Regions from separate parts of the Homo sapiens genome. Here regions 1, 3 and 4 are each linked to region 2. A link is a contact called in ENCODE Hi-C or POLR2A ChIA-PET data. All regions are on one chromosome and are shown on one strand. Each heading gives the region's core, a stretch centred on a gene start or an enhancer-like site at or near the end of the contact. The rest is flanking DNA. Distances are from core to core; before and after follow the strand shown. Region 1 overlaps TGM2 (transglutaminase 2). Region 2 holds the start of SNHG17 (small nucleolar RNA host gene 17). Region 3 holds the start of FAM83D (family with sequence similarity 83 member D). Region 4 overlaps TTI1 (TELO2 interacting protein 1).

Region 1 (3,509 bases), core at 776-3,275, 280 kb before region 2:
ACTCCAGCCAAGCCCAGCCTAGACAGCCATGCATGGCTGACCCACAGACTTGTGAGAAATAATAAGTGATTGTTGTTTTTAGCCCCTAAATTTCAGGCTTGTTATGCAGCAGCAGCTAGCAGATACAACCAGATCAGCAGTTCCCAAAGTATGGTTATTAGACAAGCAGCATCAGCATCACCTGGGAACTTGTTTGAAGAGCAAATTCTCAACCCCTAGTGTTTTAAGACTCTCAGTGATCCTGAGAACCACTGATCTGGGTGAGGGTTTAAAGCCTCTTCTTAGCACATGCCTAGCACACAGGGCTCACCCCAGCACAACTCCAAGTACTGCCTATTGTTTCAATACATGAGCTTTACTGTTCCCTCTTCCCCCTCCCAGGATACCAACCAGCTTCACAGTTCCCAAAGGCTCTCCTAGTTCTTTCTCCACCTTGAATCCAAGGCTGCCGCCTTTGCTGTGTGACCTCAGGGCAGCCTTGGCCCTCTCTGAACCTTCAGCTGTTTCAGGGCCTTTGCATCCCTGACAGCATGAAGTGGGTGACTCTGTGACTCACTCCCACCTGTGCAGCTTTGGCTGCCCCCAGACACAGGGCCGGGCACACAGAAGGGCCTGAGATGGTTGGGAGAGACAGGGTGTGGCCCTTACCTGCCCAAAATTCCAAGGTATGTTCTTGATGAACTTGGCCGAGCCCTGGTAGATAAAGCCCTGCTGGGTGAGGACATACTCCTGCCGCTCCTCTTCCGAGTCCAGGTACACAGCATCCGCTGCAGGCAGGAAGAAAGGGACCTCAGCTCTGGGTCTGCGGAGGCCCAGGGTCCCTGCAAATCTGGAGTCAAGGGTGCCAATTCCCTAGGCCAAGCCAGCGTCTCAGGGATCCATCCTTCTTTTAATTAGAAAAAGTAACCATTAATGAATAATCCCACGTCAATGAGATAAGGTGTTATCGGTTAGTGACAACAAAGGCTGCCATTTCTTCAACACTCACTGTGTGCCAGGACCTGTGATAAATGTATGACCTGTATTAATAAATTTAATCTCCAGAAGAGCCTTATGAGGAAGGGATCCTTGAAAGCCCCATTTTAAAGACCAGAAAACTAAGGCTCAGGAATATTTTATAGCTAGGAAAACTGAGACTAAGGACACAGGAGCACTGGACCGGGAGTCAGGAAACTCCTGATTCTCACTTGCTGTGTGACCCTGGGTAGGCTACTTTGCCTTCTCTGCCCACCTTAACACCTCACTGTGTCAGCCCAAAATGCAGATCTGAAAGGTGCTTTGGAAACGAAAGCCCTGAGGTAGCGTGAGGGAGGCGCATGATTCAAGGCAGAGAGAACTCAGTAGCAGAGGGGAAGGCCAAGAAAGGGTTCCTGCAGCTCAGGAGAGGTGGGGTCCTGTCCAGCTTGAGAGAGTTACAGAGGGCTCCCTGGAGGAGGTGGCATCTGAATGTTGTCTTAAAAAATGATTAAGTTTTAGAGAGTTGGAACCTGGAGGGTAGCATTCTAAGCAGAGGACCAGAAAGCACAAAGCTTTGGCTGCTGGAAAATGCAGGGCATTTAGTTGTCTGTGGCCAGTGAGGGGAGAAGAAGGAGCTGAGGAAGTTGGGGCAAGATGGTAGGAGCCCAAAGGTCAGGCTGGCTTTACTGACTCCACTTAACCGGTGAAGAAACTGAGGCCAAGAAGGGGCAATCTGGAGCCCCATTATGACTTTGGTGAGCCCCAGGCACTCTTGACTTCATGCATTCCTTCCTCCATTAGAAAAAAGGTAATTGAATGTTATGACTGCCTTGGTTAATTACAGCTATCTCAATATTACATATTAAAACCTATTGTTCAACTTAAATGTTCATTTTTTTCTCCTGATTTTAAATTACATTAAAACATGTTCACGGGCCCCTAAGAGTTTCTCAGGCCCCAGGCACAGTGCCTGCCGGGTCTAATGGAGAAGCTGGCCTGGGAAGGAAGCAGCTGCCGGCCCCTCAGACCCCTGGGCTTTGTCATGCCCGTCTGCAGCAACCAGCAGCCCTGACTTTCATCGTAGTGAGGAAAAATGGGAAAGAGGCCAAGTCTCTTGTGTATTCTGATCTTTGGCTCTGGAAACTTCTATAAAAATTAACCTTGAAGTCAATGAACTATAATGGCTCTGCAGCAGCCGGGGGGTGTGGGATAAGAATGAAAGAGAAAGAAGAACCCACAGTGTTTCAACATTAGAATGAGTGTCAGCACTTGTTGAATTGTCCCCACCCCAGCTCAGGATGCCAAGACTGTGACATCCCCAGCTCAGGTCCCCATCTGGTAAAGGTGGGGGCACTGGGGACGTGAAGCCTTGCATATAACTGGCACTCGATCATATTGGTCTTGGAACTGACATACAGGAGGGTCCCATTTTCCAGGCAGACCCGGCCCTTTCCCACCCATCAGACTGATTTCCTCCCGCAGCGCCCCTGCGCTCACCCCAGCCCAACTTCCTGCCTCTGCATCACCAGCTCCACAGTTCCCGCCCCGGGATGTGGGTCACTTTAGTCACTGTGCCGCTTGGCTGACCGCCACTCCAACCCGCCGCCGGGTGAGGCCAAGCAGGAGGAAGGGGGCCATCCCCCAGAACCACGCTTCCCATTCCCTGAACTCTGAAACCTTGTGGTGTGGACGAGGGTGGGGACACCGGCGTGTTCCTGTCCTGTTGGCAGAGCTGCCAACTAGTTGCTACCCTCTGCAGATTGACTAAAATTCAAAACAAACCTATGGGGCGGGGGGGGGGATCCAGTAAGGCCACTTCTGTCCCGAGAAATCATTCCATTGGCCACAGGGTATGAAGCAAGGGTGCTCGTTGACGCATGGTCCCTGCGTGCCATGAGCCTCCAGGCACAACCTCATGTCCATCAGTGGGGGCTGGACCATCCACATGGGCAAGAAACAGGACACTCAACGCCCTTAGAAAGAATGAGCAGATGTGGCCGGGCGTGGTGGCTCACGCCTGTAATCCTAGCACTTTGGGAGGCCGAGGTGGGCGGATCACCTGAGATCAGGAGTTTGAGACCAGCCTGGCCAACATGGTGAAACTCTGTCTCTACTAAAAATACAAAAATTAGCCCGGCGTGGTGGTGCATGCCTGTAATCCCAGGTACTCGGGAGGCTGAGGCATGAGAATCATTTCAACCCGGGAGGCAGAGGTTGGAGTGAGGCGAGATTGCACCACTGCACTCCAGCCTGGGTGACAGAGAGAGCCTTGGTCTCAAAAAAAAGAAAAAAAAAAAAAGAATGAATGAGCAGATGTATGCAGACCAATGTGGACAGAGCCTCACGGTGTATTGTGAGGGGAAAAAACCAAGTTGTAGGTTAATGTATACAGTGGGATCCTTTTATGTTTGTGATAGAGAGACAGAGACCTATAAAATACAGCAATTTCTCCAGGCACATACAGACTGACCTAAGGAGGTGAGCCCCCGCAAAATATCTAACAATGGTGTCCCCCAAGGAGGAGGGGTCAAAGGGGGAGGCCATTTCTCTGT
Region 2 (3,234 bases), core at 335-2,834:
ACTCACCCCTCATAGACCCTGGTGAACGCCTCATGGAACCCTGCACTGAGCCTTGCACAGGGAGCACTCACTAATAAGACACCAAGTGCCAGGAGGCATTTGAAAGATGGTGAGAAGGAGGTGTGAGAAAGCTCCAGAGTTTGAAAGGGACAGGAGCGGACCCTCCAAACACGGGGAAGCACTTTCCGCGATTTCTCTCCCTGCACTATCAATGACCAGGGCACAGGCAGCCCACGATCACTTTCGAATACAGGTGCAAAAAAGGGCAGGTGAGCCCACGTCAGCGTGTTAGCTGCCAGATCTCCAGAGGGAGGCTCACCCCCCAGGGAAGAGAAGGGTACCCAGGACCCTGAGAGCCATCATCACTTCACAGGCAGATTCCATCTGTCCCCACCCAGAGTCCACAGGAAAACAGACTTCTGGTAAAAATGCCTCGGCTGTACATTCAGCCCACCAGTTCTGAGTATCTACACGTGGACAGGCACCGTGGGTTCAAAATCAAGAAAAACAGCCAAGGCCTCTGCCCTCAGAGAGCCTTTGCAGTTTCCCTACTTTACAGAAAGTCAACCTCAGGGGAATGAAGGAACTTAGCTAGCATGTGACCCCAAGCGCAGCCCGTCTCCTAAGTCACGCTTTGCTCTGCACCCGCTTTGCCAGACAGTTCTCAGAACTCAGAACTGGCTGAGCTCATTGACTGTCCCCTCTACTGCGTCCCACAGAAGGGTCCTTCCCCAAGGTGCGCAGAAGCAGCGGCACTTACCCAGGGGCATTCTCACCCCGCGGACAGTGGAAGCCCCTCAGGGGGTGCAGATCAGAGTGCTGCAGGAGAGAGAGGGCGCTGGCTGGTGCGAAGCCGTCCGAGGTGCAGCACAGCCCACAAGGCCTAGGCAAGGAAAAAGCACGGGGAGGGGGCTTTAGTACAAGGCCCGGGGACAGAAGTCCAGACTCTGCCCCACTGGAGTGCTGGCAGCGTCTTCCATTTAAACCACAGCTAACTGGTCTGTAAAATGAAGGTTCTAACACCTACTTTTAAAAGTTATTGAGGGGAAAACGAGTTAACGGTCTCAAGGACGTGGCACAATGACTGGCACTTTGTAGGCAACAGTCAAGTGGCTTTGGAGGCTTCCAATGCCAGGAGTCGGGGGCGGGCAGCTAAAGTCGCCGAGCCCTGTTTCCCGCCATCCAGGGGCACTAAGCCTCCCCGCAGAGTAGCTGCGCGGACAGGGGGTCTGACGACCGCACGTGGCCCGCTCAGCACTGCCGCGGCCAAGGGCGCGACTCACCTGCCAGTGTCTTTCCCGAGGACACGCGAATCCTGGGGGGCTCACTCCGGCAAAGAGGACGAGACACTGCACCAAGGACAGGGCCTGACCTCTCTGGCCGCCTTCCCCGGGGCCTCAGTTTCCCCCGATGGTGAGAGTGGAGCCGACCATGCGCCCTGCTGTGGACTCACCCGGCGCCCTGGCGTCGAGTGGCGGCGGAGACCTGACAGACAGCGTGGGAAAAATCAAGATGTCTGCAGATTTCGAGAGATGGGGTGCGGTGGCGTGCGATGGCGAAGGACGGCGAGGGACGGCGAAGGACTGAGGCCACACGACAAGGAAGCTACGCTCGTTTCGCGCCGGCGGAAATACAGACGAGAGCGCGAGCTGCGGCCTAGAGCGGTAGGAACCGACGCGAGCAGTCCTGCAGCGTCCCCTGGCGGAGCGGAGGCTCAACGCCAGACTCTGGAGGACTTGGGATAATTTTCGAAAACTATCTGGAAGTTTAGAAGTAAACTTCTCCCACTTGCTTTGCTTTTCTGTTTGTTCTGAAGATGTTCCTTGGTCACTGATTCATTATTAATCTGTAGGAATGGCCAATTTTCCATGATAGGAGCTGTTACTACGATGAGGGGACTGTGCTTAGTTTGGACTTCTTTCTGCAAGGGTCCAAAGGCATCTGTCTTTGATTCACCACTGTACTCAGTACCTAGTTCAGTGACTAGCACAGTTGAATGAATGAATTCTACCCCCGCCCCATTCCTTTTTTTCTGAACAATGTCAGACCGAGATGACTGAGTCATGGCCTGAGACTGGAATGTGAGCGTGAGAAGATGAGCCAAGAGAGATGCACAGCGGGTAACTGCTTTGCTAAACTCCAGCCTCAAAGTACACGGGATGGAGGGTGGAAAGAGTCTCTGAAGCAGAAGAGACCTGACCAGACTGGCATCTGAGGAACCTGATCAGATTTGCACAGTGACAGAGACTGTAGACAGATGTCCCATGTTCCCTGCAACATACTGGAGACAATCTTGGGAGGGGACTCATGGCCCACAAATCCTCATAAGCATTGGCACTGCCTGCACCCTGGGCAGGATGTGCCTCTTCGGCCTGAGACAGCCCTGCTACTGACTCTGCCCATGTTCTGGAGTGCAAGCAGCCCACCCTTGGGCCTGATGAGGAGCCCACGCCCCACCCTCCGCCCCGCTCCAGTCAGATTCTTGGTACTCAATAGGTCAGAAGGACAAGAAAATCCAGTCCTGATCTATGCAACCATGAGGGAAATGGGGGTCCCTGAGGTGAGATCTGCTCCATATTTTGTACCTGGGAGAGGCCCATGGGATTCCCAGACTGTGAGAACACTGGGAGTCTCTGTGATGGGGAGGGGCTGTGGGATGCTGCTATGGTTTGGCTGTGACCCCACCTAAATCTCATCTGGAACTGTACTTCCCATAATTCCCACCTGTCGTGGGAGGTAATGGAATCATGGGGGTGGTTACCCCCATGCTGCGGTTCTTCTGATAGTGAGTGAGTTCTCATGAGACCTGATGGTTTTATAAGGGGCTTTACCCACTTTTGCTCTATACTTCTCCTTGCTGCCACCATGTGAAGAAAGACATGTTTGCTTCCACTTCCGCCATGATTGTAAGTTTCCTGAGGCCTCCACAGCCATGCTGAACTGTGAGTCAATTAAACCTCTTTCCTTCATGAATTACCCAGTCTCAGGCAGTTCTTTATAACAGTGTGAGGATGGACTAATACAGATGCTGTGGCTGAGAGGACACTGGGCAGGGTGGTCAGGTGTGCCCACTTGTGGCCACACAGCCCTGGTGTCCTCTTCTGCCTCCCACTCTTGCTGTTACTCTCCATGTGACTTTGGCTAAGTGACCTAACTTCTCCGCCCCGCCTCAGTTTCCAGTTATGGAAAATAGGCAGTCATAGTTCCCTGCTCATAGCGTTGCTGTGAGAATTA
Region 3 (3,280 bases), core at 359-2,858, 490 kb after region 2:
ACTGCCATGCACTAAAAGTTAGGCGCACCACCATGCCCAGCTAACTTTTGTATTTTTTTGTAAAGACAGGGTCTCACTATGCTGCCCAGGCTGGTCTCAAACTCCTGGGCTCAAGTGATCCTCTTCCCTTGGCCTCCCACAGTGCTGGGATTACAGGTGTAAGTCACCATGGCCAGCCACATCTGAGATTCTATGCTGCAAAAATAAGAAGTGAGATGGGGAGCTTTAGAGGAATGTAGGGTCAAGAGAGGGTTGTTTTAAGATGAAAAATATTTCAGCATGCTTGTAGGCTGATAGAAATGAATCGGTAAAGAGGGAAGCTGATGTTCCAGGAGAAAGAAGAAGATTGCTGGAGCGATGCTGGTGAGTAGTAGAGGGGCTGGAAATGCCCAGGCAGAGGGGTTGGGGTTGGATGGGCACAGGCACAGTTCATCAATGCCCAGTATACGGGCAGAGATGCAGACAGGAAGGTAGACTAGATGGCCGCACGTGGACGTTCCCTTCTTACTGTTTCTGTGTTCTTGCTGACATGGAAGACAAGCTGTCAGAGAGGAAAAGGTAGAGAGAATGAGGGAAATGCGGCCTACCAGGCAGTTTTTTTGTTTGTTTGCTTTTGTTTTGTTTTGTTTTGTTTTTAGATGGAGTTTCGATCTTGTCGCCCAGGCTGGAGTGCAGTGGTGCTATCTCGACTCACTGCAACATCCGCCTCCCGCGTTCAAGTGATTCTCCTGCCTCAGCCTCCCGAGTATCTGGGATTACAGGCGTACACCAAGACACCTGGCTAATTTTTGTATTTTTAGTAGAGACGGGGTTTCACCGTGTTGGTCAGGCTAGTCTCAAACGCCTGACCTTAGGTGATCCGCCCTCCTCGGCCTCCTAAAGTGCTGGGATTACAGGCGTGAGCCACCGCGCCCGGCCTCCTAGCAGGCAGTCTTACGGATTATGAATTTAAAACATGACCAGTCAGTAAGCATGGTTACGCTCTTTTTGTTTTTTCTTCAGCCCTGTAGGGCTGCCGGGGTGCAGGTGGAAAGTAGGGTATAACCACGGTTGGTTGGGGTTTTACAAGGCAAAAATCGATGAAATGAGAGAAGACTACCCGAGGGTGTAATCAAAGGAGCAGTCCTAATACGATGAGCCGGTATTCTTTGAATGAATGAATACATGGTTAAAGGCAGGTGATAAAGGCGATATGGTTGGCCATGCCAAAGCACTGAGAGCCTAGGAGCAGCGTGGCCAGAGTCTCCGGGAGTCGGCACCTGCCTCTCCTCGTTGTCTAGGCCTGACTGTCCCTGGCCTTGCACGGCCGCGCAGCGGGGCGACCGGCAGGGGGCGCGCTGGGATGGCCAGGAGCTCGGCTCTCCCCGCTCTGTCCCTGCTCTGCGGCCCGCCTCGCCCCTGCAAGTTTAAATTCCTCTTAGCAAGCCCAGCATCGCAGCCAATAACGCATCAGGGGGCGGAGCCGTAGAGGCTTGCGCCCCGCCTCGCTCCGCTATTGGAAGGAAAGCAGCCAATGGGAGAGCCGAGGCGGGGAGGTGCGGCCAATGGCGCGGGCCTGTTTGATTCAAAGGTTGCCTATAAAGCGGGACTGCACGCCGGTTTTTGTCCGAGGGCTGTCGAGTCCGAGCGCCGCCATGGCTCTGCTGTCCGAGGGCCTGGACGAGGTGCCCGCCGCCTGCCTGTCGCCGTGCGGGCCGCCCAACCCGACCGAGCTGTTCAGCGAGTCACGGCGCCTGGCTCTGGAGGAGCTGGTGGCGGGCGGCCCCGAAGCCTTCGCGGCCTTCCTGCGACGCGAGCGCCTGGCTCGTTTCCTGAACCCCGATGAGGTGCACGCCATTCTGCGCGCGGCGGAGAGGCCGGGAGAGGAGGGCGCGGCGGCGGCGGCGGCGGCCGAGGACTCGTTCGGCTCCTCGCACGACTGCTCTTCGGGCACCTACTTCCCCGAGCAGTCGGACCTGGAGCCACCGCTGTTGGAGCTTGGCTGGCCCGCCTTCTACCAGGGCGCCTACCGCGGCGCCACGCGTGTCGAGACGCACTTCCAGCCCCGCGGCGCTGGCGAAGGTGGCCCCTACGGCTGCAAGGACGCTCTGCGCCAGCAGCTCCGCTCGGCGCGAGAGGTGAGCGGCCCTCCAGGGCCCTGGGTCGCACGGGAGACCCCCTTCAAGAATGGGAAATTGAGGCCTGCTGGGAGTACGGGCCGGGGCCACTACCTCCTCTGCGCCCTACCGGAAGCGCGCGCGGGCTAGGTGGTCCCAGGGTCTCCGACTCACACCCCACTCTGCGTGTCTCCCCCGGATCCCCCGGGCCGCTCCTCGTGGCAGGGGATAGTGGGAAAGCCTCGGTTCCCAAGGATGCGAATTGTGCCCGGGTTCCATCTCCTAACGTTCATATCCCTGAAGGAGGGACCAGAAGTACTCTGAGTTCCAAATTTCAGTTAAAATCAAACTTGGAAAATTGCCTATTTCCCTGTCTGTCAGCCAACGCTAGATCCCACTTTCAGGAGCTTCTTAGGAGACTCATTACCAAAGAACTTACGCAGGGAAAGTTCCAGAAAGATGGTCTCCAGAGACAACTACGGGGCATTAGGAAGCAATTATTATTGCTAATTACTTTCATGCATCTTTTGCTGTAAAAAGCAGATAAACACGAGAGTGGCAAAGTGAGAGCCCTGCCGCTTTTTCTTTCTTGTCTTTTTTTTTTTTTTTTTTTTTTGAGACAGATTCTCTTTTGCCCAGGCTGGAGTGAAGTGGTGGGATCTCAGTTCACTGCAACCTCCGTCCCCCGGGTTCAAGTGACTCTCCTGCCTCAGCCTCCCAAGTAGCTGGGATTACCGGTGCCCGCCACCACGCCCGGCTAATTTTTGTATTTTTAGTAGAGACGGGGTTTCTCCATGTTGGCCAAGCTGGTCTCGAACTCCTGACCTCAGGTGATCCACCCGCCTCGGCCTCCCAAAGTGCTAGGATTACAGGCGTGAGCCACCGCACCCGGCCCCCTGCCGCTTTTTCTACTGCCAGAGACTGGAGGGGAAACTGGGGCAAGGGGTTTGTTTTCCATAGGCTGGGTCTGTGCCAGATTGCAGTGGTCTCCTAAAATGCAGATACATTTGCATTAGATCGGCTTCTGTATTCATAGTGGGTTTTGGTCCTACTGTCTGACTCTTAGTATGGCATGGTCATGGGTGCAATGGAGGTCTTGTCTGCTTGCCAGCCTCGATAAAGCTGCAGCAGGGTGCTGGGGATCAAGGAGGAAGAAGGCAGCCTGCAGGTGGGTGTGGCACATA
Region 4 (3,221 bases), core at 341-2,840, 440 kb before region 2:
GGAGGTCGTTTTTTATTTCTAAATGTTGGAAATGGAGGATTATGACTTGAAGCAACGATTTACTCTCCAAATAAATACTACCAATTACCTTTGCAGCTATACATGCTCGTTTGACTTAACTATGTTTACCTGTTCAAAACCATTCATCTATCGATCTAACGCCAACATGCATACTCACACAGAGACCCATATCAAAAATATTTAAATGCAACATGGGCAGGACTTAAAACCGTAAACACCAGTAGAAGCAAATGATGCTAACCATACCTCTGAAGTGCCACAAGATAAAGTATCATAAATGCAGAGGAATGATTCCATTGCTTTGTGCATATTTAAAAGGATATGGCGCTGAGAGGTCCAATCTGTTATAGACAATTCAAAAATAAGCCAGAATCTAGGAGGGTTTACATCCCACTGGGGCGAGATTTAAAAGCAGCCCTTTCCATCTGGCCAGTTCTCCTGCCTCCAGGAACCCTGCAAGCCTAGATCCCACGACAGTGTATTGGGCACAGATTTCAAAGTGGCATTCTGTGCTGAGCACTATGAGGGCTGACTCGGACCTTTCCCCCAGCTGGCTGCACTCTCGGGCCACATTGTTTCCTGCCCCTCCCTGGAAGGTATGTACCCTTGAAGATAAAGACATCTTCATAGCAGCCTAGGTAGGCTTGCCCACCTCCTGCCTGAACTGTTTTCCTGTAACCTGTGCTCTGGCACTAAGCCAGCAGCCTCCACTCACGGATGCCTTCAGAAACAGCTCTAGGAAATGTCCTTCTGTATTTACTGCAAGGACGTTGAGGATATTAGTCACAACAGTACCCAGTGTTCTTTTAAGATGACCCACAGAGAAATTTTCCTCAAGCGTCAGTAATAAGGAAAGCCATGCTTCTTTCTGAAAAGCTTTCTTTCCTTTTCTTTTTAAAAACTCTTATTCAGGTACTTCCTGTACCATTTTCCTCTTTGCTGTCTGTCAGGAAGCACAGAGCCACTCTGAAAGCTCCTCTCTAGCAAGGGTGCAGGGCTCTAACTGTATTGTCTATATTAACCTCAACTCGGTCTCATCTTGTTTTTGCTGTTATTTTTCCATTTAAAAAATTTCTTCACTTCCTTCCTTTTTTCTTTGTTGCAAACAATTTATAAGATGTTCCAAGTCATTTTCGGAATAAGAAGAAATTTAAATAATGATTCACAACTACTATTTAGTGACTTTTACTCTGTGGTGGTATTTTGTGCTACCTGACTTTACTGAATCCTTGTCGTCATTGTAGTAGGTGAAATAAGCAAAATAACATACATGCTTTTTTCGGTCTTATAGATGAGAAAACAGAGACTTTGAGAAGTGAATTAATTTGCCAAGGTTATCTTGTTATTGAACAACAATGTGAGGCCTTGGTAGTTATCTCTGAAAATCTTCAACTCTCAACACAGCACTTGGCTCATCATAAGAGACCCAATAAAAATCTTTTAAAATACATCTATACAATAAGACAAATAGAGATCATCTCCCTGGCTACTTTATTTACTCAGTACTGAGACAACATTTACTTCCACGCCTCTGAGGTGTTCGAGAGGGATGACAGAGCCTGCAGAATGAGGAAATGACTACCCTGTGGTCGACCACAGCCTCTGATGACCAAAACCCACTTTGTGCAGGCGGTGCTGCGACCAGGCTCGATCTGTCATCGAGAACATTCTGCTCCCAACCTGGCACGGCATGCACTGTGCACACACACCCCACGCTTGGCTTTCCTACCGGGTGGTAAGATGGTTGACCCTGGCAGGTTATCAGTGACATGACAACACCAAGGAAGAAGGGACAGAATTGGCAGCACTGAATTTAAGTAGATTTAAGTAGCCCAGAGGTCCCTGCCTTCAGTTCTGAAACCCAGCAACCCACTTTGTTTGTAATCTGCCTGCCAGATGTCTCTTATCTTTGACACCATGAAATCAGGCCTATATATGCACAGTGAACAGCTCCAGATCTGAGTGTATTTTTAGAACAATGGGACTCAAAAAGAAAACCAGCAATGCCTGTCAAAAGATGGATAATAGGAAAGCTAACTACTTGGGTTTGGATTTGTCAACTATTAATCAAGTGTCAAAAGGAAAAAATATTAGGTGTGTCCTCATTTCCATGCTGGGTGCAATCCAAGGGGGAACAGCTTTGCAGTCCAAGCTCAGCCAAACTGCCCACACCATTTAAGGGGATGAGCTACTAATTTCAAGCTCAGCTGAACTAATGGATCACCTCTGTGGCTCCTCATCCGTTCAAATATAATAGGCTCATGTGTGGGTAAAGAGAGGAGTTGGGGCTCTGACAGGGATGAAATGAATGAGCCTGTGCCGGTCTGTGTTCGTCCAGGGTTTGAAGGCACCAGCTGGTTCTTTGATGGGATGGGATCCTACTGCTAGAAAGAGAGCAGGGAAGTCAGTCTGTAAATGAACCTTCAAACCCGGTCCTGACTTCTGCAAACAGTGGTGGCACAATTAACATGAAAAAGATCCTTTTGAGGTGAAATCCCCAGTTCAGATTTTAGTAAGGATGAAGCAGGCTTACAACTAGAAATTCTGTGGCCAGTGTCTATGTGTATGAGTAACATACACATCATGTATAACATATTTGGGAAATTTACATACATGTACCCCACATAGGTGTGTACACAGATGTAAATATACCTTCAGAACATAAGCAGAGGGTAGAGGCCCCTATCTTGTTCCCTCTAATTCCAGTCCCTAGAACAGTACCTGGAGACTCCTTGGACATACTAACGTGATTCATCCACAAGCACCCTATGAGAATGGAGTTTTCATCACCCCCAGTTTACAGAGGAAGAAAATGAAATGAAGCTAAATCATTTGCTCAAGGTCACATGGCCAGTAAGATCTGAACCTCGGTTTGTCCAAAGCAAGACTGCTACTTTTTCTCTCACACACAATGGCGAGGCAGAGGGAGCTGGAATGGCAACCTCCCCAGCGCCCCATCAGGGGCTACAGCAATAACAGCATCCAGGACTTGCGTGGCCAGAAGGTACACCAGCTGGTCACCACCTGCTGGCACCCTGCATCCCTATCTGGGCTCTGGGGTTAGCAGGTGGGAGTAGGACTGGGGGTGGAGGCCAAGCATCCTAAAAGCTTTATTTTTCTATTATGAGACTTGTTGGGCACTGACTTCATCTTCTTCTTTTTTTTTTGAAACAGGGTCTCACTCTGTTGCCCAGGCTGGA

The links. A loop is a pair of places that touch in the nucleus more often than their neighbours do. ChIA-PET counts read pairs that join two places held with the same protein, here RNA polymerase II (POLR2A). Pooled maps may share reads with other maps.
Region 1: a loop to region 2 is called in a pooled map, with 2.5 times the contacts of the local background. The contact joins the enhancer-like site here to the promoter of SNHG17 in region 2. A Hi-C loop is called at or near these places in 1 of 50 pooled maps. POLR2A ChIA-PET finds 5 or more read pairs at or near these places in 2 of 52 experiments (HEK293T and activated CD4-positive, alpha-beta T cell).
Region 3: a map of CD8-positive, alpha-beta T cell shows a loop between it and region 2 (2.8-fold over the local background). The contact joins the promoter of FAM83D here to the promoter of SNHG17 in region 2. A Hi-C loop is called at or near these places in 1 of 168 maps with a recorded cell type or tissue (CD8-positive, alpha-beta T cell) and 6 of 50 pooled maps. POLR2A ChIA-PET finds 5 or more read pairs at or near these places in 5 of 52 experiments (CD4-positive, alpha-beta T cell, GM10248, K562 and 2 more).
Region 4: a loop to region 2 is called in a pooled map, with 4 times the contacts of the local background. The contact joins the enhancer-like site here to the promoter of SNHG17 in region 2. A Hi-C loop is called at or near these places in 2 of 50 pooled maps. POLR2A ChIA-PET finds 5 or more read pairs at or near these places in 3 of 52 experiments (HEK293, PC-9 and common myeloid progenitor, CD34-positive).

Annotation. Positions count from the first base shown.
Region 1 is chr20:38,150,291-38,153,799 of GRCh38, forward strand. TGM2 (transglutaminase 2) reads right to left here. Exons shown (of 13, transcript NM_004613.4): 4 at 649-767. Among named protein-coding and RNA genes, the nearest start is that of TGM2, 13 kb to the right of the region's middle. Within about 2 kb of position 2,026, at least 30 of the 41 ENCODE cell types and tissues checked have a DNase peak (open chromatin) inside an H3K27ac peak, as active enhancers do.
Region 2 is chr20:38,433,744-38,436,977 of GRCh38, forward strand. It overlaps SNHG17 (small nucleolar RNA host gene 17), which reads right to left and starts at 1,585. Exons shown (of 8, transcript NR_185934.1): 1 at 1,284-1,585; 2 at 761-883. LOC124904958 reads left to right here. Exons shown (of 3, transcript XM_047440636.1): 2 at 720-862; 3 at 1,099-2,973. The coding sequence ends at 1,745. SNORA71D (small nucleolar RNA, H/ACA box 71D) reads right to left here and starts at 256; the gene lies at 119-256. RefSeq lists enhancers at 1-57, 1,338-1,627, 1,648-1,707.
Region 3 is chr20:38,924,809-38,928,088 of GRCh38, forward strand. It overlaps FAM83D (family with sequence similarity 83 member D), which reads left to right and starts at 1,609. Exons shown (of 4, transcript NM_030919.3): 1 at 1,609-2,117. The coding sequence starts at 1,635. RefSeq lists a silencer at 1,227-1,586 and enhancers at 1,697-1,796, 3,182-3,271.
Region 4 is chr20:37,989,106-37,992,326 of GRCh38, forward strand. The region is part of intron 7 of TTI1 (TELO2 interacting protein 1); the gene reads right to left. Among named protein-coding and RNA genes, the nearest start is that of TTI1, 43 kb to the right of the region's middle. RefSeq lists an enhancer at 1,480-1,559. Within about 2 kb of position 1,591, at least 24 of the 41 ENCODE cell types and tissues checked have a DNase peak (open chromatin) inside an H3K27ac peak, as active enhancers do.